Regions from separate parts of the Homo sapiens genome. Here region 1 is linked to region 2. A link is an interaction called in ENCODE POLR2A ChIA-PET data of the cell type or tissue named here. Cell type or tissue: A673. All regions are shown on one strand. Links, peaks and the distances in the headings refer to the core of each region. The heading gives the core; the rest is flanking DNA.

What was found. Peaks named below come from ENCODE experiments on the same cell type or tissue, not always from the same donor. Only the 100,000 strongest peaks of a DNase experiment are listed, where the experiment ranks them.
Region 1: POLR2A ChIA-PET joins it to region 2 with 12 read pairs; 13 of 35 experiments call an interaction of 5 or more read pairs at or near these places.

What each region holds. Positions count from the first base shown.
Region 1 is chr19:10,936,568-10,948,014 of GRCh38, forward strand. No RefSeq gene overlaps it. Among named protein-coding and RNA genes, the nearest start is that of TIMM29, 13 kb to the left of the region's middle. RefSeq lists an enhancer at 768-1,267. In A673, for the core only: a CTCF peak has its summit at 5,624 (motif pointing right); DNase peaks (open chromatin) are centred at 5,664 and 8,904; H3K27ac peaks cover 564 bases.
Region 2 is chr19:10,884,589-10,896,035 of GRCh38, forward strand. The region is part of intron 1 of CARM1 (coactivator associated arginine methyltransferase 1); the gene reads left to right. Among named protein-coding and RNA genes, the nearest start is that of CARM1, 19 kb to the left of the region's middle. RefSeq lists an enhancer at 9,419-10,220. In A673, for the core only: no CTCF peak of the experiment used is centred there; DNase peaks (open chromatin) are centred at 1,243 and 4,153; H3K27ac peaks cover 3,222 bases.

The DNA.
Region 1 (11,447 bases), core at 2,238-10,237, 53 kb after region 2:
TGGAGACCAGCCTGACCAACATGACGAAACCCTGTCTCTACTAAAAATACAAAAATTAGCCGGGCATGGTGGTGGGCGCCTGTAATCCCAGCTACTCAGGAGGCTGAGGCAGGAGAATCACTTGAACCTGGAAGACGGAGGTTGCCGTGAGCCAAGATGGTGCCATTGCACTCCAGCCTGGGAGACAGAGCAAGACTCCGTCTTAAAAAAAAAAAAAAAAGTATCTTTCCCACTGTTGTGATTAGAAAGACCAGCAGAGGGCATCAGAGACTTAGTTCGGAGACAGAACGTAGCTGATTCCATCCTGCCTTACTTAGCCCCCATGGAATGGCTCAACGCAGGTTCCTTTTGTCCGCGGGCAGCAGCAAGTGGAGGTCGTGCAGCTTCCACTTGCACCAGTTTACTGTGCCTTGGAATTGGATAGATGATGGCAGAAGTCGAGGCCCCACGGAGGGGCCACCTTCATCTCTGGAACCTGCACCTTTACCTACTTATGTCCACAAAAAGAGTCAGACTCTGAATCTTTTTTTGTTTTTTTTTTTGTTTTGTTTTGTTTTGAGACGGAGTTTTGCTCTTGTTGCCCAGGCTGGAGTGCAATGGCACGATCTTGGCTCACCGCAACCTCTGCCTCCCGGGTTCAAGCGATTCTCCTGCCTCAGCCTCCCAAGTAGCTGGGATTACAGGCATGAGCCACCATGCCCGGCTAATTTTTTGTATTTTTAGTAGAGACGGGGTTTCTCCATGTTGGTGAGGCTGCTATCAAACTCCCAACCTCAGCTGATCCACCCACTTCGGCCTCCCAAAGTACTGGGATTACAGGCGTGAGCCACCGCGCCTGGCCCAGACTCCGAAAATATCTGAAGAGATTTATTCTGAGCCAAATATGAGTAACCAATGGCCTGGGACACAGCCCTCAGGAGATCCTGAGAACATGTACCCAAGGTGGTTGGGGCATAGTTTGCTTTTATACATTTTAGTGAGACATGAGACATCGGTCAATATGTGTAAGATGGGCTGGGGGTGCCCTGGCTCACACCTGTAATCTCAGCACTTTGTGAGGCCGAGAGGGGCAGATTGCTTGAGCCTAGAAGTTCAAGACCAGTCTGGGCAACACAGTGAGACTCTGTCTCTACAAAAAAATACAAAAACTAGCCAGATGTGGTGGTGCGTGCCTGTAGTCCCAGCTACTTGGGAGGCTGAGGTGGGAGGATCACCTAAGTTAGAGAAGTTGAGGCTGCAGTTGACCACGCTGATCTCGAACTCCTGGCCTCAAGCAATGATCCTGCCTCAGCTTCTCAAAGTGGTGGGATTATAGACGTGAACCACCACACCCAGCCAACAGAAGTTCTTTGTTTTTTTTTTTTGGTCCCAAACTTTACCGTTGACAACCGAAGTATTTTAAAGCAAATCCCAGATATCCTGTCATATTACCCCTATAATTTCATTTTCTTTCTTCCTTTTTTTTTTTTTTTTTTTGAGACAGATTCTCGCTCTGTTGCCCAGGCTGGAGTGCAGTGGCATGATCTCGACTCACTGCAACCTCCCAGGTTCAAGCAATTCTCCTGTCTCAGTCTCCTGAGTAGCTGGGACTACAGGTGCACGCCACCACGCCCAGCTAGTTTTTGTATTTTTAGTAGAGACAGAGGTTTCACCATATTGGTCAGGCTGGTCTCGAATTCCTGACCTCAGGTTATCTGCCCCCTTTGGCCCCCCAAAGTGTTTGGATTACAGGTGTGAGCCACCACGTCTGGCCTATAATTTCATTTTCTTATATCATGACACTACCATTATCACACCTATCAAAGTCCACAATTATTATTTGGTATCATCTGATATTACATTTCCCTGAGGATCTCAAAAGTGTCCTTTTACACTTGGTTTGTTTGATTCATGATCCAAACAAAGTTCACATACTGTATTTCGTTGTTGTGATTTTTCAGTCTCTCTTTTTTAAGACGGAGTCTCGCTCTGTCGTTCAGACTGGAGTACAGTGGCACAATCTCACCTCATTGCATCCTCCGCCTCCTGGCTTCAAGTGATTCTCCCTGCCTCAGCCTTTTGAGTAGCTGAGATTACAGGCACCCACCACCATACCCGGCTAATTTTTGTATTTTCAGTAGAGATGAGGTTTTGCCACATTGGCCAGGCTGGTCTTGAACTCCTGACCTCAGGTGATCCTCCCTCCTCGGCCTTCCAAAATGCTGGGATTACAGGCATGAGCCACTGCGCCCAACCTTAAGTCCTTTTTTTTTTCTTTTTGAGACAGAGTCTTGCTCTGTAGCCCAGGCTGGAGTGCAGTGGTGCGATCTCGGCTCACTGCAACCTCCACCTCCCAGGTTCACACCATTCTCCTGCCTCAGCCTCCCGAATAGCTGGGACTACAGGCTCCCACCACCACACCCGGCTAATTTTTTTTTTTTTTGTATTTTTAGTAGAGATGGGGTTTCACCATGTTAGGCAGGATGGTCTTGATCTCCTGACCTCGTGATCCACCCGCCTTGGCGTCCCAAAGTGCTGGGATTACAGGCCTGAGACACCATGCCCGGCCTCTTAAGTCTCTTTTAACCTAGAAGAGTGCCCCCTATGCATACACTTTTGATGTGTTGCAGAAAACCACTTTTTTTTTTTTTCTGAGACAGAGTCTCACTCTGTCGCCCAGGCTGGAGTGCAGTGGCGTGATCTCAGCTCAGTATAACCTCCCCATGCCGAGTTCAAGTGATTCTCCTGCCTCAGCCTCCTGAGTAGCTGGGATTACAGGCACCTGCCACCACGCCCGGCTAATTTTTGTATTTTTATTAGAGACAGGGTTTCACCATGTTGGTCAGGCTGGTCTCAAACTCCTGACCTCAAGTGATCCACCCGCCTCACCTTCCCAAAGTGCTGGGATTACAGGCATGAGCCACTGTGCCCGGCCCAATTTTATCACTTCTGATGGGTGCCCAGGTCAATCGTTTCATTAATAGCTGTACAAAGAAGCCAGTTCTTTTGTTCTTGCAATCTTATTTATAGCTGGTGAGCCACAGGCATTTCACATTTCCTGTTACTGATTCACCAGGTGAACAAATAAAAACCTGAAAGAGCCAGTCCTTCAAGATGGATCTGGAGTGGCAGACTGGGCTTCAATTTTAAGTACACCCAAGCAACCATTTGCTGAATAGAGGTCACACATGTATTCTGAGTTGCCCCAAAACTCACGCCTCCGTTTTAACTTTTGGACATTCAGAGGTCTCCTGGACCAATCAGTCAGAACTCAGATGTGTCAACCAGTAAAAACTAGGCAAGTTTGACTCCCTGATTTGCATAAACAGACTTGAGTGGGAACCTGGGCTGGAATTTTTGCTATAATACCTGAACCCTCGGGAGGCTAAGGCAGGAGAATTGCTTCAACCCAGGAGGCAGAGGTTGCAGTGAGCTCAGATTGCGCCACTGCACTCCAGCCAGGGTGACAGAGCCAGACTGTCTCACAAAAAAAAAAAAAAAAAAAAAAAAAAAAAAAAAAAAAAAAAAAAACCTGAACCCTCCCTTTGTTCTCTGGAATGCACCTTCATTTTACACCAAATACTGTGTCTCTTCAGTTTGCAAACTGTTGACTGGAATACAATCTATTCCCTCCAAATTCCTTTTCAGAGAACATTGGTTCACAATCATGTCCTACCAGAAGGAGTTTCTGGGGAATTCACAGCCATCTACAGAAGACATCCTTGACTTGCCTTTTGAGGTTTCCCTCAGGGCAGCCACAAGGATGCTGTGTTCCTTTCCCATGTTGTGGCAGGCCACAGTGACAATTTCTTTTTCTTTTTCTTTTTTTTTTTTTTGAGATGGAGCCTCGCTCTGTTGCCAGGATGGAGTGTAGTGGCGCAGTCTTGGCTTACTGCAAACTCCACCTCCCAAGTTCAAGCGATTCTCCTGCCTCAGCCTCCCAAGTAGCTGGAACTAGAGGTGCATGCCACCATGCCCAGCTAATTTTTGTACTTTTAGTAGAGACGGAGTTTCAGCATGTTGGCCAGGATGGTCTCGATCTCTTGACCTCGTGATCTGCCTGCCTCGGCCTCCCAAAGTGCTGGGATTATAGGTGTGAGCCACCATGCCTGGCCCACAGTGATGATTATGAATAGCTATTCATTATTTGAAAATGAATAGTATCTGAAGTATCTGAGACAGGTCTCCATCAAATTAGAAATTCATTTTGCCAAGGTTTAGGACATGCCTGGAAGAAATAAACACAGGGCCAGGTGCAGTAGTTTACACCTGTAATCCCAGCGTTTTGGGAGGCCAAGGCGAGCAGATAACCCGAGGTCAGGAGTTTGAGACCAGCCTGGCCAACATGGTGAAACCCCATCTCTACTAAAAATACAAAAATTAGCCGGGCGCGGTCGTGGGCACCTGTAATCCCAGCTACTAAGGAGGCTGAGGCAGGAGAATCGCTGTGCACCACTGCACTCCAGCCTGGGCAACAGAGGGACAGAAAGAGACAGAGAGACAGAGAGAGACAGAGGGAGGCAGGGAGGGAGAGAGGGAGGAGTGGGGCAGGGAGGGAGGGAAAGGAAAGGAAAGGAAGGAAAGAAAAGAAAAAGAGAAAAAGAACGAAACATAGAATCACGGACACAGTTCATAATCTGTGTCTTTCTCCAAAAATTATTTTGAGGGCTTCAGTATTTAAAGGGGAAAAGTGGGCTGGAGGGCAAATGGGAGAGTAATGTGTCCATGTGTAATAAAATCCATATATGTAATGTATCCCAAATGTATCCATATGTAATTCACATATTCCTACAGAAAAGGAGCAGGTAGGGGGATAGTCAATTATGTATTCGTCTGGCGCCCAGTAAATGGTCACTTTCCATAAGATAAAGTGAACACAGGGTAGGTACCTATGGAGCTTTTTTTTTTTTTTTTGAGATGGAGTCTCGCTCTGGCGCCCAAGCTGGAGGGCAGTGGCAGGATCTCGGCTCACTGCAAGCTCCGCCTCCCGGGTTCAGGCCATTCTCCTGCTTCAGCCTCCCCAGTAGCTGAGACTACAGGCGCCTGCAAACACGCCCAGCTAATTTTTTTTTTTTGTATTTTTTTTTTGTATTTTTAGTAGAGACGGGGTTTCACTGCGTTAGCCAGGACGGTCTCCATCTCCTGACCTCGTGATCTGCCCGTCTCGGCCTCCCAAAGTGCTGAGATTACAGGCGTGAGCCACCGCACCCGGCAGATTTTTTTTTTTTTTTTCTTTGAGATGGAGTCTAGCTCTGTCACCAGGCTGAAGTGCAGTGGCGCAATCTCGGCTCACTGCAACCTCCGCCTCCTGGGTTCAAGCGATTCTCCTGCCTCAGCCTTCTGAGTAGCTGGGACTACAGGCATGTGCCACCAGGCCCAGCTAATTTTTTTTTTTTTTTCATGGAGATGGGGTCTCAGGCTTTTGTCTCGAACCCCTGGGCCAAGTGATCCTCCAACCTCAGCCTCCTGAGCAGCTAGTTCTTTTCTAGTGTAATATATTATCTTACGGAATATATTCCATTGTCTGCATGGACCCCAGTTGGTTTATTCACCCATCTACTTAGTGACATCTTGGTTATTTCAAAGCTGACATGGTAGGTATTACTGGTCGCCTTACAGGGGAACAGCAGGACATCTGTAGTGTGTGGTGAACACTAGAGGGAGCAAGAACCCCCTTTCTCTATCAGGTGGGTGTTACCCATTTCCCAGCTGCACTAATCTGTCGTTCCTTGTAGAGGCCTGATCTGGTGTTTGCCCTGAATGAGAGATGATCTGGAAACCATTTGTGGGAAAATTAAGTTAGACATCCTTCCATTGAAATAAAATGCAGGGGCCGGGCACAGTGGCTCACGCCTGTAATCCCAGCACTTTGGGAGGCCAAGTCGGGCTGATCACCTGAGGTCAGGAGTTCGAGACCAGCCAGGCCAACATGACTAATTTTTTTGTATTTTCAGTAGAGACGGGGTTTCACCGTGTTAGCCAGGATGGTCTTAATCTCCTGACCTTGTGATCCGCCCGCCTCGGCCTCTCAAAGTGCTGGGATTACAGGCGTGAGCCACCGTGCCCAGCCTTGCAGCAAATAATTACATGAAAAAATAATTAATTTAAATTCTGGCAAGTTCTTTGAATCAAAACCAGGGAGAGGTGCTCTGCTCTAATAACCCAGCTCTTGTGGATGTTATTCATGCTAAAACTTGTAGGATTTTCCATTGCTTGAGTTCTGCTGTAGTGTTATTGCTTATCAGTGTAGGATCTGTGCTCTGTGGATTGGTTTAAACTTTACTCGTGGGACAGCTGGCTTTGAAAAGTTTTCATCATCCCCTGCAGGGACTGCACTGGTCTTTGTTGAGGCACATCTAATGTTGATAGCTCTGTTTCCTCCCAGCTGGGGCTCCAATCTGTGACCTTGCTTAGGTAGTGATGCTCTGAAAAGTCTCCCTATTTCTTCTGAGAACAGTTAGATATTGGGTGTAGGCTTTTGAAATAATATGATAGGCCTCACTCTGTAGGGGTTTTTACAAAAGCCACTATAGGCTGGACGTGGTGGCTCACACTGTAATCCCAGCACATTGGGAGGCTGAGATGGGAGGATTGCTTGAGACGAGGAGTTTGAGACCAGGAGTTTAAGACCAGCCTGGTCAACATAGTGACACCTCCATCTCTTTAAAATTGTTGTTTAATTATATAAAAGCCACTGTAGAGTTTGAATGCTTTCAAAATATCAAGAGGATGACCACAATGAAGTAAACTGTCACGGTGGGGCACAGTGCCTCATGCCTGTAATCCCAGCACTTTGGGAGGCTAATGTGGATGGATCCCTTGAGCTATGAGTTTGAGACTGACCTGGGCAACATAGGGAGACCCCATCTCTACTAAAAATATGAAAAATTTAGTAAAAACCCTGTCTCTACTAAAAATACAAAAATTAGCCAGATGTGCTGGCATGTGCCTGTAGTCCCAGATACTGGGGAGGCTGAGGTGAGAGAATCACTTGAACCTGGGAGGCAGAGGTTGCAATGAGCTGAGATCATGCCACTGAACTCCAGCCTGGGCAACAGAGCAAGACTCCCTCTCAATAAATAAATAAATAAATAAACAAATAAATAAATAAATACTAAAATAAAATATAGCCAGGGCACAGTGGCTCGCACCTGTAATCCCAGCACTTTGGGAGGCCGAGGTGGGCAGATCATGAGGTCAGGCGTTCGAGACCAGCCTGGCCAACATGGTGAAACCCCATCTCTACTAAAGATACAAAAAGTTAGGCATGGTGGTGGGTGTCTGTAATCCCAGTTACTCCGGAGGCTGAGGCAGGAGAATCGCTTGAACCTGGGAGGCAGAGGTTGCCGTGAACTGAGATCGCGCCACTGCACTCCAGCCTGGGTGACAGACCAAGACTCCCTCTAAAAAAAAAAAAATTACCTGAGTGAGGTAGTGTGCTCCTGTAGTCCCAGCTACTTGGGAGGCTGAGGTGGAGGATCACCTGAGCCCCGCAGGTTGACTCCATAGTGAGCCATGATCATCTCACTGCACTCCAGCCTAGTTGAACAGTGAGACTCTGTCTCAAAAAAAAAATAAAAATAAAAAAAAAGAGGGAGAGGCTGGGTGTGGTGGTTCATGCCTGTAATCCCAGCACTTTGGGAGGCCGAGGCAGGTGGATCACGAGGTCTGGAGATCAAGACCATCCTGGCTAACACGGTGAAACCCTGTCTCTACTAAAAATACAAAAAATTAGCTGGGCGTGGTGGCACGTGCCTGTAGTCCCAGCTACTCGGGAGGCTGAGGCAGGAGAATCACTTGAACCTGGGAGGTGGAGGTTGCAGTGAGCTGAGATCGCGCCCTTGCACTCCAGCCTGGGTGACAGAGCGAGGCCCCATCTCGAAAAAAAAAAGAGGGAGAGATAACATGTCACACCCATGAGAATAGCTAGTAAAACAAAACAAGGCTGGGTGCTGTGGCTCATGCCTGTAATCCCAGCACTTTCAGAGGCCAAGGCAAGAGGACCACTTGAGGCCAGGATTTTGACACCTTCCTGGGCCAGAGAGCGAGATCCTATCTCTAAACAAAAAAAAATATTTTTTTTTTTGAAATGGGGTCTCACTCTGTCGCCCATGCTGGAGTGCAGTGGTGCGATCTCAGCTCACTGTAACCTCTGCCTCCTGGATTCAAGCGATTCTTGTGCCTCAGCCTCGCAAGTAGCTGGGATTACAGATGTGTGCCACCATACCTGGCTAGTGTTTTGGGTTTTTTTTTTTTTTTTGCTTTTTTTTGAGACACAGTCTCATTCTGTCGCCCAGGCTGGAGAGCAGTGGCGTGATCTCAGCTCACTGCAACCTCTGCCCCCTGGATTCAAGCGATTCTTGTGTCTCAGTCTCCAAAGTAGCTGGGATTACAGACGTGTGCCAACATGGCCGGCTAGTGTTTTGTTTGTTTTGTTTTGTTTCGTTTTGAGACAGAGTCTCATTCTGTCACCCAGGCTGGAGTGCAATGGCATGGTATCAGCTCACTGCAACCTCCACCTCCTGGGTTCAAGCAATTCTCCTGCCTCAGCCTCCTGAATAGCTGGGATTACAGGCACACACCACCACACCTGGCTAATTTTTGTATTTTTAGACAGACGGGGTTTCACCATGTAGACCAGGCTGGTCTCGAACTCCTGACCTCAGGTGATCCGCCTGCCTTGTCCTCCCAAAGTGCTGGGATTATGGGCATAAGCCACTGTGCCAGACCAAAAAAAATTTTTTTTAATTAGCTAGGTGTGGTGGCGCATGCCTGTGGTCCCAGCTATTCAGGAGGCTGAGGCGGGAGAACCATTTGAGCCCAAGAAGTTGAGGCTGTGGTGAGCTTTTTTTTTCATTTTTGGAGACCTTCCAAAAAAGAAAAAAAAAAAGCTCCTTTAATGCAGATGTTTGCTATCAGCTAATGGCCATTTGCCTCTGTCTTTTTCAATTTGCGCCCTGCTGCTTTCCACAAAGGTTGCACCATTTTACATTCTTACCAATCATGCTGCACAGCACTCCGAGTTCTCTATGTCTTCACCCATACTTGTTATTTTCTGTTGTGTTTTGTTTGGGTGTGAAGTGGTATCTCATTGTGGTCTTGATTTGCATTTCCCTAATGATAAGCGATGTTAAGAAAATATTTCTTATTTAAAAATGCTTTCTTTTTTTTTGTTTGAGACAGTCTCGCTCTGTCGCCCAGGCTGGAGTGCAGTGGCGTGATCTCGGTTCACTGCAACCTCAGTCTCCTGGGTTCAAGTGATTCTCCTGCCTCAGTCTCCCGAGTAGCTGGGATTACAGGTGCCCGCCACCACGCCCGGCTAATTTTTGCATTTTTAGTACAGACAGGGTTTCACTGCATTGGCCAGGCTGGTCTCAAACTCCTGACCTCAGGCGATCCACTGGCCTCAGCCTCCCAAAATGCTGGGAATACAGGTGTGAGCCACCATGCTCGCCCAAAAATATTTTAAGGTGAAGGCTGGGTGCAGTGGCTCAAGCCTCTAATCCCAGCACTTTGGGAGGCCAAGGGGTGGGGGGGGGGGGTGGGTCACCTGAGGTCAGGAGTTCGACACCAGCCTGGCCAACATGGTGAAACTCCGTCTCTACTAAAAATACAAAATTAGCTGGGCATGGTGCACACTTCTCTAGTCCCAGCTACCCAGGAGGCTGAGGCAGGAGAATCGCTGGAACCTAGGAGGCAGAGGTGCCAGTGAGCCAAGATTGCGCCACTGCACTCCAGCCTGGGTGACAGAGTGAGTCTCCGTCTCAAAGAAAAAGAAAAAAGAAAAATGGACCAGGCGCCGTGGCTCATACATGTAATTCCAGCATTTTGGGAGGCCGAGGTGGGCAGATGACTTGAGGTCAGGAGTTCGAGACCAGCCTGGCCAACATGGTGAAACCCCATCTCTACTAAAAATAGAAAAAATTTGCCGGGCATGGTGGCAGGCACCTGTAATCGCAGGTACTCGGGAGGCTGAGGCAGGAGAATCACTTGAACCCAGGAGACGGAGGTTGCAGTGAGTCAAGATTGTGCCACTACAGTCCAACCTAGGTGACAGAGCAAATCTCTGTCTCAAAAAAAAAAAAAAAAACAACTCCGGGCACGGTGGCTCACACCTGTAATCCCAGCACTTTGGGAGGCCAAGGCGGGCTGATCACGAGGTCAGGAGATCGAGACCATCCTGGCTAACACGGTGAAACCCCATCTCTACTAAAAATACAAAAAATTAGCCGGGCATGGTGGCGGGTGCCTGTAGTCCCAGCTACTCGGGAGGCTGAGGCAGGAGAATGGTGTGAACCCGGGAGGCAGAGCTTGCAGTGAGCCAAGATCCGCCATTGCACTCCAGCCTGGGTGACAGAGCGAGACTCCGTCTCAAACACACACACACAGACACACACACACACACACAAAGAAAAATCAATTAAATTAAATGTTTTGTTTTGTCCACTGGTTCTCAAGCAGGGGAAATTTTGACCTCCCTGGAAATATTTCACAATATCTGGAGACATTTCTAGTTGTCAGAACTGGAGGAGGGGTGTTACTGGGACTAATGAGCTGCTAAACATTCTACCATGTACAGGAAATCCCCCTCAACCAAGAAGTAACTAAGCCAAAATGCCTATAATGCCAACATTAAAATTCCTGGAATAGCTCTTTTAGTTCGCAGCAGGAGGGTAGACTACACAACCTGGTTTGCTATCAGATCAAACAAACAAAAATCTTCATAATCAGAAATTAAAATATTTGGCCAGACACGGTGGCTCAGGCCTGTAATCTCAGCACTTTGAGAGTCTGAGGCAGGAGGATCACTTAAGCTGAGGAATTTGAGACCAGCCTGGACAGCATAATGAGACCCCTCTCTACAAGAAAATTAAGAAAAAAGGCTGGGCACAGTGCCTCACGCCTCTAATCCCAGCACTTTGGCAGGCTGAGGCAGGCGGATCACCTGAGGTCAGGAGTTTGACATCAACCTGGCCAACATGGCAAAACCCTGTCTCTACTGAAAATACAAAAATTAGCCGGGTATGGTGGGGGGCACCAAATAATCCCACCTACTTGGAGGCCGAGGCAGGAGAACCACTTGAACCTGAGACACAGTGGTTGCAGTGAGCCACTGCACTCCAGCCTGGGTAACAGAATGAGACTCCATCCCAAAAAAGAAAAAAAGAAAATTAAGAAAAAAAAAATGTCATTAACATTCCAGTACTGGCCGGGCCTGGTGGCTCATGCCTGTAATCCCATCACTTTGGAAGGCCGAGGTATAGATATAAGGATCACCTGAGGTCAGGAGTTCGAGACCAGCCTGGTCAACATGGTGACACCTTGTCTCTACTAAAAATACAAAAATTAGCCAGGCGTGGTGGTGGGCACCTGTAATCCCAGTTACTCTGGGGGCTGAGGCAGGAGAATCGCTGGAGCCTGGGAGGCACAGGTTGCGGTGAGACGAGATCACACCATTGTACTCCAGT
Region 2 (11,447 bases), core at 1,086-9,085:
GCAGTTACATGAAGGAAATGGAGACCAGGCCTAACCCAGGGCTGAAGGAGTTGGGTCTGGAGATTCTAGGCCCCTCCTGTGTCTCCTCTGGTGTTGATTCTCTGCATCGCTTCTTTATTTTATTATTTTTTTTTGAGACTGAGTCTTGCTCTGTCCCCCAGGCTGGAGTGCAGTAGCGTGATCTCAGCTCACTGCAACCTCCGCCTCCCGGGTTCAAGCGATTCTCCTCCCTCAGCCTCCCGAGTAGCTGGGATCATAGACACGTGCCACCACGCCTGCCTAATTTTTGGATTTTTAGTAGAGACGGGGTTTCACCCATGTTGGCCAGGTTGGTCTCAAACTCCTGACCTCAGGTGATCCACCAGCCTTGGCCTCCCAAAGTGCTGGGATTACAGACGTGAGCCATCATGCCTGGCCGCTTATTTATTTTAATTGTTGTTTAGTCAGTACACACACATGCCCAGGCCTTAGTTCTGTTTGATGCTTTTGACAATTATGGACACCCATGTCACCACCACCCAAAGCCAGACATGGAACTTGTTCCCCTCTGGGTAGGTTTGTTCAGTGGGACAGCCCCTCTTTCCCTGTCTGTTCCTCTCATCATTTGTCCCCTGCTGCCAGGCGGGGCATTCTTGTAAACAGGTCCAGACTGGGTTTGGGGGGCTCTGTGCCCCCCCACCCCTGCCAGGAGAACCCCCTTTTATTCTTCCTTTTTGTCTGTCTCTTTAAAGCGATTCATTAGCCTTGGCAGGCGTGGGTCTGAGCTGTTTTCCTTTATGTCGTTGGCAGGTCTTTCTCCCGCTAATTGTGTTCTCGGAGCTGGGGTTCATTTTTGCCGGATGTGTTACACATGTGCAAGCGTAGTGGTTTTATGTATAGAAAACCTGCCCAGCGGTGTGGGCATGGGTGCTACTCCTGGCGAGGACTGCAGAAAGGCCCCTGGCCAATCAGTGCTCTCGTGAAAGAGGGATGCTCTTGTTAACCATCCCGGGCAGGGGGCATGTGAATAAATAATCAAAGACTGGGGTGCCTCTTGCAGACTGAGGGAGGGACATTCCAGAGAATTTGCTGCATTCTTCCTTGAACAGGACGGGAAGGCGAAGATAGGCTGGAGCTTCCAGATTTCCATCCTGTGCCCTTGAGGGACCCTCTGCAGGAGCCTGGCTCTGCCTTTGAGCCCTGGAGCCCCTAGATGCAGGATGATGGGATGCCTGGCTCTTACTCCCGCTCACACACTCCAAGTCTCGCTATCAGGACAGCCCCCCACAGGGAGCCACAGCAGCCACAGCTCACTCCCTCATTTTTTTTTTTTTTTTTTTTTTTTTTGAGACAGGGAGTGCAGCGGTGTGAACACAGCTCATTGCAACCTCAACCTCCCAGGTTCAGTTCATGCTCCTGCCTCAGCCTCCCGAGTAGCTGGGACGGCAGGTGGCCCCACACCTGGCTAATTTTTTTCTTTCTTTCTTTCTTTTTTTTTTTTTTTTTGAAATGGAGTTTCACTCTTGTTGCCCAGGCTGGAGTGCGATGGTGTGATCTCAGCTCACCACAACCTCCACCTCCTGGGTTCAAGTGATTGTCCTGCCTCAGCCTCCCCAGTAGCTGGGATTACGGGCATGCGCCACCACGCCCGGCTAATTGTGTATTTTTAGTAGAGACGGGTTTTCTCCATGTTGGTCAGGCTGGTTTCGAACTCCTGACCTCAGGTGATCCACCCGCCTCAGCCTCCCAGCCTGTAGCTGGGATTACAGGCGTGAGCCACCGTGCCCGGCCTAATTTTTGTATTTCTTGTAGAGACGGGGTCTCAACCATGTTGCCTAGGATGCTCTCCAACTCCTGGGCTCATGCAGTCCTCCCACCTCGACCACCCAAAGTGCTGGGATTACAGGCGTGAGTCACCATGCCCCGCCCCCTCCCTCATTTTTATCTTTTATCTTTTTTTTTCTTTTTTAGAGATGGGGGCTGGGTGCGGTGGCTCACGCCTGTAATCCCAGCACTTTGGGAGGCTGAGGCAGGTGGATCACAAGGTCAGGAGTTCAAGACCAGCCTGGCCAAGATGGTGAAACCCCATCCCTACTAAAAAATACAAAAAAAATTTAGCCGGGTGCAGTGGCAGGCACCTGTAATCTCAGTTACTCTGGAGGCTGAGGCAGGAGAATCACTTGAACCTGGGCAGCAGGAGTTGCAGCAAGCCGAGGTCGCTCCACTGCACTCCAGCCTGGATGATAGAATGAGATTCCATCTCAAAAAAAAAAAATGGGGTCTCAATATTTTGCCCACGCTGGTCTCAAACTCCTGGCTTCAAATGATCCTCTTGCCTCAGCCTCTCAAGTAGCTGGGCCTCCTGCCTCAGCATTCTGAGGAGCTGGGCCTCCTGCCTCGGTGTCCCGAGGAGCTGGGCCTCCTGCCTCGGTGTCCTGAGGAGCTGGGACTGCAGGGGGGCACCACCATGCCCAGCTCACTCCCTAATTTGTATAAGAGGAAACTGAGGCACTAAAACTTTGGTGGCAGAGTTGGGATGTGAACCCAGGTTTGGCCCTGATCCGTTCACTTGGCCATCAGCCCTGCAGCCCCTCCTGCCACTTTTCCCACTCTCTGACTCCTCCACAGGGCAGTGCAAGGCCATGGAGGAAGTGCCTGCCCAAGGCTTACCCCTGCTGCTCCTGGTCCTTGTCCTGTGTCACCGTGTTGGCCATAGCGACCTCTTCCAGAGCTCGCCAAAGCCAGGGTCCCGTCTCCCCTGGTTCCTGCCGTGTGCCTGATTTCTTTGTGGCATCAGTAGTGTCTGCCCCCTTCGCCTGTGCCACATCTGGAATCACATCTGGCGAAGCAGCCTGCAGGTCCTGGGGCGGAAGGCGGCCTTCCTAACCCAAACATACTGTTCTCTGAGCCTTGGTGGGGCCAGAAGGGCTCCTGGAGCGCCCTGGGACCTGGCAGAGGGCCTTCCTGCAGCTTTGTGGCCCAGGACATCCTGTGTCTCTGGCTGATGGTCAAAACCTTTCCTTATTCTTTATTTTTTTTTAAATGTTTTACTTTTTGTAGAAGCAGGGTCTTGCTTTGTCACCCAGGCTGGTCTCAAACTCGTGGTCCCAAGCCATCTCTCTGCCTTGGCCTCCCAAAGCACTGGGATTACAGGCATGTGCCAGCATGCTCTGACTCAGACTCTTTCAAGAGGTGCACTAGGCAGGGACTTCAAGTGGGCCTCAGCCCCAGGGCAGCTTCTCCCTGACCCAACTTCGATTTCCTCCATTGGAGGCTGCCTCCGCTCCAGCCTCTCTGGAGCGCCCCCCTGTACTCCCCTCCTCTGGGTGAGGCCCTTTTGCCAGCCTGAAGGCAGGCCCCAGCCCAGCTTGCTGCACTGAGCTCTCTGTCCTTGGCAATGAGAGCCAGGGTGTGGAGGGTCCCAGTCGCTCTGGGAGATGATCCCCCTCAGCAGCCTGGGGTCTTCTTGCCGCTCCATGACACGCCTCATTCAGCCCGACCTTCCAGGCCACTGTGGGTGTCTCCTCTGCAAAGGGCCTCCTGCTGGCCTAGTCCCCATAGAGAGCTGCAGCCCAGCTCCTGCCATGTGTCACAATGTGACAGACCCTCTTTAGCACCAGGAAGCAGGCTTGATTGCCTCCTTGTAGTGGTGAGGCTCAGGGGTCAACTAGCCTGGCCTGGCATTGCCCAGGCCCAGAGCACAGGTAGAACCTGGGGTCCCCTGAGCGTGGCCCCCAGTACCTCCCAGCTGGCTCTCTGGAGGCTGGGATGGAATTTGGCTGTCTTTGGACCAGCTTCTGGGTCCCCAGCTGAGCCACCTGGAGACTGTCATCGCTCTGTTGCTTGGTTTCCCCTCTTAAAAATAGGACTAAGGTCGACCTGGAGGGTGGTTTGAGCACTAACCGAGGCCCTGCACAGCCAACACCTAAGAGTGCTTCCTGGGGCTCCATAAATCACAGCTTCAAAGTCTTGGCCCGCGGGAGAAGAAAGACTGGGCGAGCTGGCCCAGCAGACAGCATGTGGAGCGAGGGGGCTGGTGCAGGCCGGTTTTGTGGCTTTGCACCGCGCCCCCACCCCCTACCCTCCACAACCCCATGCTTTTCATAATTATCCACTAAGCTCCCGCGCTTTCTGGGGCTGTGGAACCCCAGCTCACATCTGCTGTCTCTTTTGTAGTGCACAAAGCCCCAGGCGGTGGCAGCTGATTAGCATGGATGCAGGAGACATTTGCATGTAATAGCTCCCAGTGAAGGGGGTGCCCCGTCTCTTTTTCAGAAAAGCCAAGCTCTTTGTCTTGGCCTTCTATTCTTGGGGTTGCCCTTCGCACACCCCACAACTGAGCAGACTGTCACCCACAGGTCAGGACTACAGGGGAAGCTGTCGACCCTTGAAGGTGGAGCTTAGGGACCAGACCTTAGAGGGAGCCCCCTACTGAGTGCCCCCCAGGCCTCTGACTGAAGAAGCTTCACAGTGATTTATGAGGTTTGGGTGTCCTCAGTTCAGGGGGCTTTCTCCAGAGCCCACCTAGATGGGGCACGCATTGAGTGCTCTGTCTCCTGAGATCTGACCTGGCAGTCTGGGGCAGGGGGAAAGGGCAGCTGCCCCAAGTAGTGCTTGGGGGCACCATGGAGGCCTTGGCCTACCTGAGATGCCAACAGGACACCCACAGACACCTCTGTTCCGTAGGTGGCTGCCTCTCAGCCCTGCCCATACACCACCCAGTGTCCTGTCACTGCGCAATTTGAGAATTTTTTTTTTTTTTTTTGAGACAGAGTCTCCCTTTGTCACCCAGGCTGGAGTGCAATGGTGCAATCTCGGCTCACTGCAACCTCCGCCTCCCCAGTTCAAAGGATTCTTCTGCCTCAGCCTCCCAAGTAGCTGGGATTACAGGTGTTCACCACCATGCCCGGCTAATTTTTTTTTTTTTTTTTTTGTATTTTTAGTAGAGACGGGGTTTCTCCAAGTTGGCCAGGCTGGTCTCGAACTCCTGGCCTCAGGTGATCCGCCTGCCTCAGCCTCCCAAAGTGCTGGGATTACAGGCGTGAGCTACCATGCCTGGCCCAGAATTGTTTATTACCTTCTGTAATCCTACATTCTTGGGGACTCCTGAAGTAGATTCAACACTTTGACTTTGTGAGTTGCCAATGCATTTCCAAGCCCGGATCCAACCGTGGACCCTGGCCTTTTGGGCCAGCAGAAGAGGTGGCTGTTTTTTCTCATGAAATATTTTTGAAGGAATGAAGACGAATGCAGCCAACACCTGTGCACTTCCCACCCTCATTTTAAGGAAACCTTGCCCATGGAATGAAGCCCCCCATCCAATCCCCTCCCCAGGGAACAGCTTTATACTAACTCTGGTGGTCGGCTTTTGGAGGGGCCATAAATGGCCTGAAAAGCTAACCTGTAACCTGTAAAGCTTAAACTTTACAGGTGGGATGTAAATGTTGAGGCGGGAGGATCGCCTAAGGCTGGGAGTTTGAGACCAGCGTGGGCAACATAGCAAGACCCCATCTCTACAGAAAAATAAAAAATTAGCCTTCCATGGTGGTGCATGCAAGCCTGGGGTCCCAGGTACTCAGGTGGCTGAGGCAGGTGGATTGCTTGAGCCCAGGAGTTTGAGACCAGCCTGGGCAACATAGGGAGACCCTGTCTCTACAAAAAATATAAAAATTAGGTGGTTTTTTTGTTTTTTGTTTTGTTTGTTTTTTTTTTTTTTTGAGACAGAGTTTCGCTCTTGTTGTCCAGGCTGGAGTGCAGTGGCGCGATCTTGGCTCACTGCAACCTCCGCCTCCCGGGTTCAAGTGATTCTCCTGTCTTAGCCTCCCAAGTAGCTGGGATTACAGGCGCCCACCACTACACCTGGCTAATTTTTGTATTTTTAGTAGAGATGGGGTTTTACCATGTTGGCCAGACTGGTTTCAAACTCCTGACCTCGGGTGATCCACCTGCCTCGGCCTCCCAAAGTGCTGGGATTACAGGTGTGAGCCACCCCACCGCGCCTAGCCTAAAAATTAGTTTTGTGTGGTGGTACATACCTGTGGTCCCAGCTACTTTGTTTTATTTACATATATATATGTATATGTATATACGTATATATGTGTATACGTATATACATATATACACACATATATACACACACATATATACACATGAATATATAGACACATATATACACATGCATATACACACACACATATACACACACACATATATATATATATATATATATTTTTTTTTTTTTTTTTTTTTTTTTCTTGGTATAGCTCTATCCTTCCTGAAGTCCCAGCTCCTTAGGAGGCGGAGGTGGGAGGATTGCTTCTTGAGCACAGGAGGTCGAGGCTGCAGTGTGCTATGACTGGGCGGGCCATTGCACTCCAGCCTGGGTGACAGAGGGAGACCAAAACTGAGTCAGTGTTCCCAAGCAGTGTGTGAAGCTGATTCTCTGTCAGCCACGTGCCAGATGGGTTGGGTCCCAGGGGTGGCCACCTGGGGGACAGGGCCAGACACTTGTTCTGGGCCCAATATGGCCTTGTGTCCAGAACTCTCTCGGTGGCTCCTTCTCTCGACCCTTTGCCTTGAGCCGGAGCACTGTGGGGACACAGGAACCAAGACTGGTGTTTTGTGCCAATGCCACACTACTGTGTGCCCGTGGGTCTTGGGCCGGGCATGGGTGGGTTCGTCCTCATGGCTACACAGTGAACCATGTGTTATTTTATTTTTCTAGACACTAAAGCTGAGGTGTCGGGAGGTGATGGTCCCTTGCTTGCAGGTGGCAGAGCTCAGGTTCAAACCTGGATCTTACTGCACCTGGCTCGTTTGGGAGGCCTCCCTTGCTGGAATGCAGGTCAGGGAGCCCCGATGCCCTTGGGCTGACTGCCCCACGTCCATCACACCCACTGAGGGCCGTGGGGTGGGTGCAGGGCTTGTTCTGGGAGATTCCAAGCTGAGGAAAGCAGGGCTGTCCGCCAGCCTCCAGCTGGGTCACAGAAGAGGCTCAGGGCCTGTTCCCACTCCCCTCCCCCAGCCAGCAGGGTCCAAAAGGATGTTGGGGGGGTGGTCCCCAGTCCGGCCTGCCCACTCTAGGGAGGGGCCCAGATAACTTGCGTAGACGCCGGCCCTCCCGCCCCCAGCCTTCGCCATTGCCTTTTGTCTGGCTATCTTTCATGTACAAGGGAGAAATTCAAGCCACTCAGGAGGGTGTAACATGAAAAGTCAGTCTCTCCTTCTCTCCGCACTGCCCGTGACCTGTGGTTTCTCAGGCACATACAAGCGCGCACGCATAAATCTCTCCTCCAACCTGCTGGGCTTCAAGTTATGCACGTTCACACAATGGCAAAGGAGGGTGCGGATTGAAAAGTATGACTTGCTTCCCGGAGGCAGCACTGAAGTCACTTTATTGTGTTTCCAGACAAGCCCCATGAATGCAGTGTGCACTGCCCCTCCTCCCTCTGTCCCTTCCCCGCCCATCTGTACACCTGTGGTGCGTAGGTTTTACACCACTCTGTGCCTTACGTTGTGGCTCGATCATTTAACATGTCAGTGTGTACCGATGGAAATTGATCTCTTTTAATTTGCCACATCTTCATTTATTCATTCTTTGATTAATTGATGGATATTTAGGTTTTCTGCTTTGGGGGCATTCAGATCCAGGTGTATCTCTGCAAGTAGAGCTTGTAGCATACATAAGGCCCTGCAAAGGGATTTCTGGGCCGGAAGTTTTTGATCAGTTGCTCAGACATAGTTCTGATGTGCTGGGGAAGTGCCCGTTCAGGGCCATGGCTGCAGGGCTCCTGGACACCCAGCTCCGGTGCTGGAGTGGGGTTGGGATTCGCCCAGAGGCCAGGGCTGCGCCAGAGGAGCCCAGGGTGACCTCATGGTCCTCAGATACCCGGGGCTGGGCAGCACAGTGGAACAGCTGCTCCAGAGCTTCTCCGAGGACGACATCGGAGGATCCGACTCAGGTTACGGCAGGAGAGGGAGGCCAGGCCGGGTTAGGGTTCTGGGGTTTGGGATTCTCTTCCGAGGCTGGCATTGATCTGTTGCTGATGATGGTAACAGCAGCTGCTCTTGTTTATGAAGTACTTAACACCTCCAGCTCCCTCCATTACCTAGGAATCCTCACTGCAGGGAGGGGTTTTCATCCCCATTTTGTGCCTATTTTATTTATATTATTTTATTTTTTGAGGCAGGGTTTTGCTCTTGTTGCCCAGGCTGGAGTGCTATGGCACGATTTCTGCTCACTGCAACCTCTGCCTCCTGGGTTGAAGTGATTCTGCTGCCTCAGCCTCTTGAGTAGCTGGGATTACAGGTGCCCGCCACCATGTCTGGCTAATTTTTTGTATTTTTCGGTAAAGATGGGGTTTCACCATGTTGGCCAGGCTGGTCTCAAACTCCTGACCTCAGGTGATCCACCCGCCTCAGCCTCCCAAAGTGGTGGGATTACAGGCGTGAGCCAACACTCCCGGCCCTGCCCATTTTATTTATTTATTTTTATTTTTATTTTTTTCAGATGGAGCTTTGCTCTTTTTGCCCAGGTTGGAGTGGAATGCAACCTCTGCCTCCCAGGTTCAAGTGATTCTCCTGCCTTAGCCTCCCGAGTTGCTGGGATTACAGGCATGTACCACCATGCCTGGCTAATTTTATATTTTGAGTAGAGACGGGGTTTCACCATGTTGGCCAGGCTGGTCTCGAGCTCCTGACCTCACATGATCCACCTGCTTCGGCCTCCCATAGTGCTGGGATTACAGGCGTGAGCCACTGCCCCCACTGTGCCTATTTTATTTCATTTTGAGACAGAGTCTTACTCTCTCCCCCAGGTTGGAGTGCAGTGGTGCGATCTCGGCTCACTGCAACCTCCACCTCCTGGCTTCAAGTGATTCTCCTGCCTCAGCCTCCTGAGTAGCTGGGACTACAGGCACCCGCTACCACGCCCGGCTAATTTTTTTTATTTTTAGTAGAGATAGGTTTTCACCGTGTTAGCCAGGATGGTCTCGATCTCCTGACCTTGTGACCCGCCTGCCTTGGCCTCCCAAAGGGCTGAGATTACAGGCGTGAGCCACCGCCCCCTGTCATTGTGCCCATTTTATAGATGGGGCTCCTGAGGCCAGGGGTGAAGGCAGGTGCTAGTTCGGGGGATCCAAGCCCTGCCAGACTCTGCTGCATGTGGGCTCTGACCTAGTGAAGTTCCAGGATGGTGCCCTGGGGCCGGGCTGTCAGGCCCTCCACGTGGGTTATGTCACCTCACCCTTTGGGATGTGTCAGGGTGGTGGTTGAACAGATGAGGAAGCCAAGGCCAGGGCTGGAGAACAGTGGGTTCGGCCCTGAACCCAGTCCCTCCTTGATAAACCTAAGTCCTCCTTGATGCCAAAGCCCATCCTTTCAGCCATCTCCCTGCTGGGTGACCCTAGGGTCATCTCTGCCGCCTCTTGGGCACATGGGTGCCAAGCCACACAGGAATGGGGGGAAGCTTCTGGTTCCCAGTTTGGAAACAAGGTCACCTCTGCCAGGGCAGTGGGGCCTGGCTCAGGTGTCGCCTCCTCCCGAGTCTGCCTGGAATCTGAATTGGGCCTGGTCCGCATGCATCAGCTTCCGTGCTTTCCCTCCTCTCAGCGCTTACTGCCAGTTCCTGTTGTCCGTCTCCTCACTGCCCTGCTGGGTGCTGTCTGCCTCCCACTGTGGACTCCCAGCATGGGAGGGCCGGGGGTGGCTCTCTGGTTCACCGCCAGGTCCTCTGTGCCTGCATGTGGTCCGGGCAGAGCAGGCTGAGCAGAGATGCCAGCTGAGTGGGCTTCAGAAAGCGTGTTTTTTTTTCCGTGCCTGTGGGATGGGAGTTGGCCACGGGGGGTCGGGGTGTCTCCCTCTTTTTACCTAACTCTCCTCCTTTGATCGGGAATATTTTCCTCTGGAAGGTGAAGAGCCCATGTTGTCTTTGGCAGCAGGAGGCGATTTAATACAAGACGTACCATTTGGACAACGGCTTCTACAGCTACCAGCTACTCCCCCGCCCCAGGTTTGCCGAGATAAATAGCTTTAATTATTCCTCCATTTGGTGGCTACAGTTGTGTTCCCCCTGGAGATGCAAGAGCTTGAAATGTGGCCTTTCTCCCCCGAGCTGCTGCTGCTTTTCTTCTTGCCCTCCACCTCCTTGTGTTTTTTTTTTTTTTCTCTCTCTCTCTTTTTTTTTTTCTTCTTGAAATGGGGTCTCACTCTGTCGCCCAGGCTGGAGTGCAGTGGCACGATCTCAGCTCACTGCAGCCTTGACCTCCCAGGCTCAAGGGATTTTCCTGCCACAACTTCCCACATGGTTGGGACTACAGGTGCGCATCACCATGCCCAGCTAATTTTTTTATTATTATTTGTAGAAGATGGGGTCTCACTGTGTTACCCAGGCTGGTCTCAAACTCCTGGGCTCAAGTGATCCTCCCCGCTCAGCTTTCCAAAGTGTTAGGATTACAGGCGGGAGCCACTGTTCCCAGCCGGCCTCCTTATTCTCTATCTGCCAAAGAATGTGGCCCTGATGTCACGACAGCATGGGAGGTTCTCTTTTTTTTTCTTTTTGAGAGAGTCTCGCTCTATCACCCAGGCTGGAGGGCAGTGGCGTGATTTCTGCTCACTGCAACCTCCGCCTCCCAGGTTCAAATTATTCTCGTGCCTCAGCCTCCCAAGTAGCTGGGATTACAGGTGCCCACCACCACTCCTGGCTGATTTTTGTATTTTTGGTAGAGATGAGGTTTCACCATGTTGGCCGGACTAGTCTCAAACTCCTGGCCTCAAGCGATCCACGTGCCTTGGCCTCCCAAAGTGCTGGGATTACAGGCGCAAGCCACTGTGCCTGGCCTAGGGATGGGAGGTTTGAAGGGACTCCAGGTCCCCCTGACCCAGGTCTAACGAGCCTCAAGGGCCCAAAGACCCCCTGCTTGTTCCGTTGCTTTCTGGAAGCAAGGGGGAGGGGAAGGAGGTGAACAAATAGTGCTGCTGTGTGGCCACCTGATGCTAAACATCTCTGCGTGGTGAAGCCACTTCCCCAATCAAGGCCATGCGCACAGTGAGGGCAGGCTAGCACTCCAACTTGGACACCTAGACCCCTGAACCCACTGCCCCCTGTGCTTAGGGAAGAGGCTGGGCTGCCCCTGCCCCTATCCCGGGGAGGGCATTCTGGTCAGTACCCATGAGTGCCCCTTGTGTGCTAGGTACTGTGTGGGTCATGCCCAGAGCCCTGGATCTGCGCTTTGTGGGGCTGTCAGGTAGGCATTAAATAATGAGCTGCCAGGCAGTGAGGGCTTGTCCGGGAAATGCTGGAGGACCTCTAGGAGGAGGTGACAAGGAAGCAGGGGAAGAGGGGAGGGTGATCTCTAAGGAGCATCAGAGGCCAGAGAGAACCTCTGCCCATGATCTTGACCGGGAGAGAGTGTTGAAGGCCAGCGAGGTTTGGCTGGAGTGACCCAGGGGGCAGCAGTGAGACTGCAGAC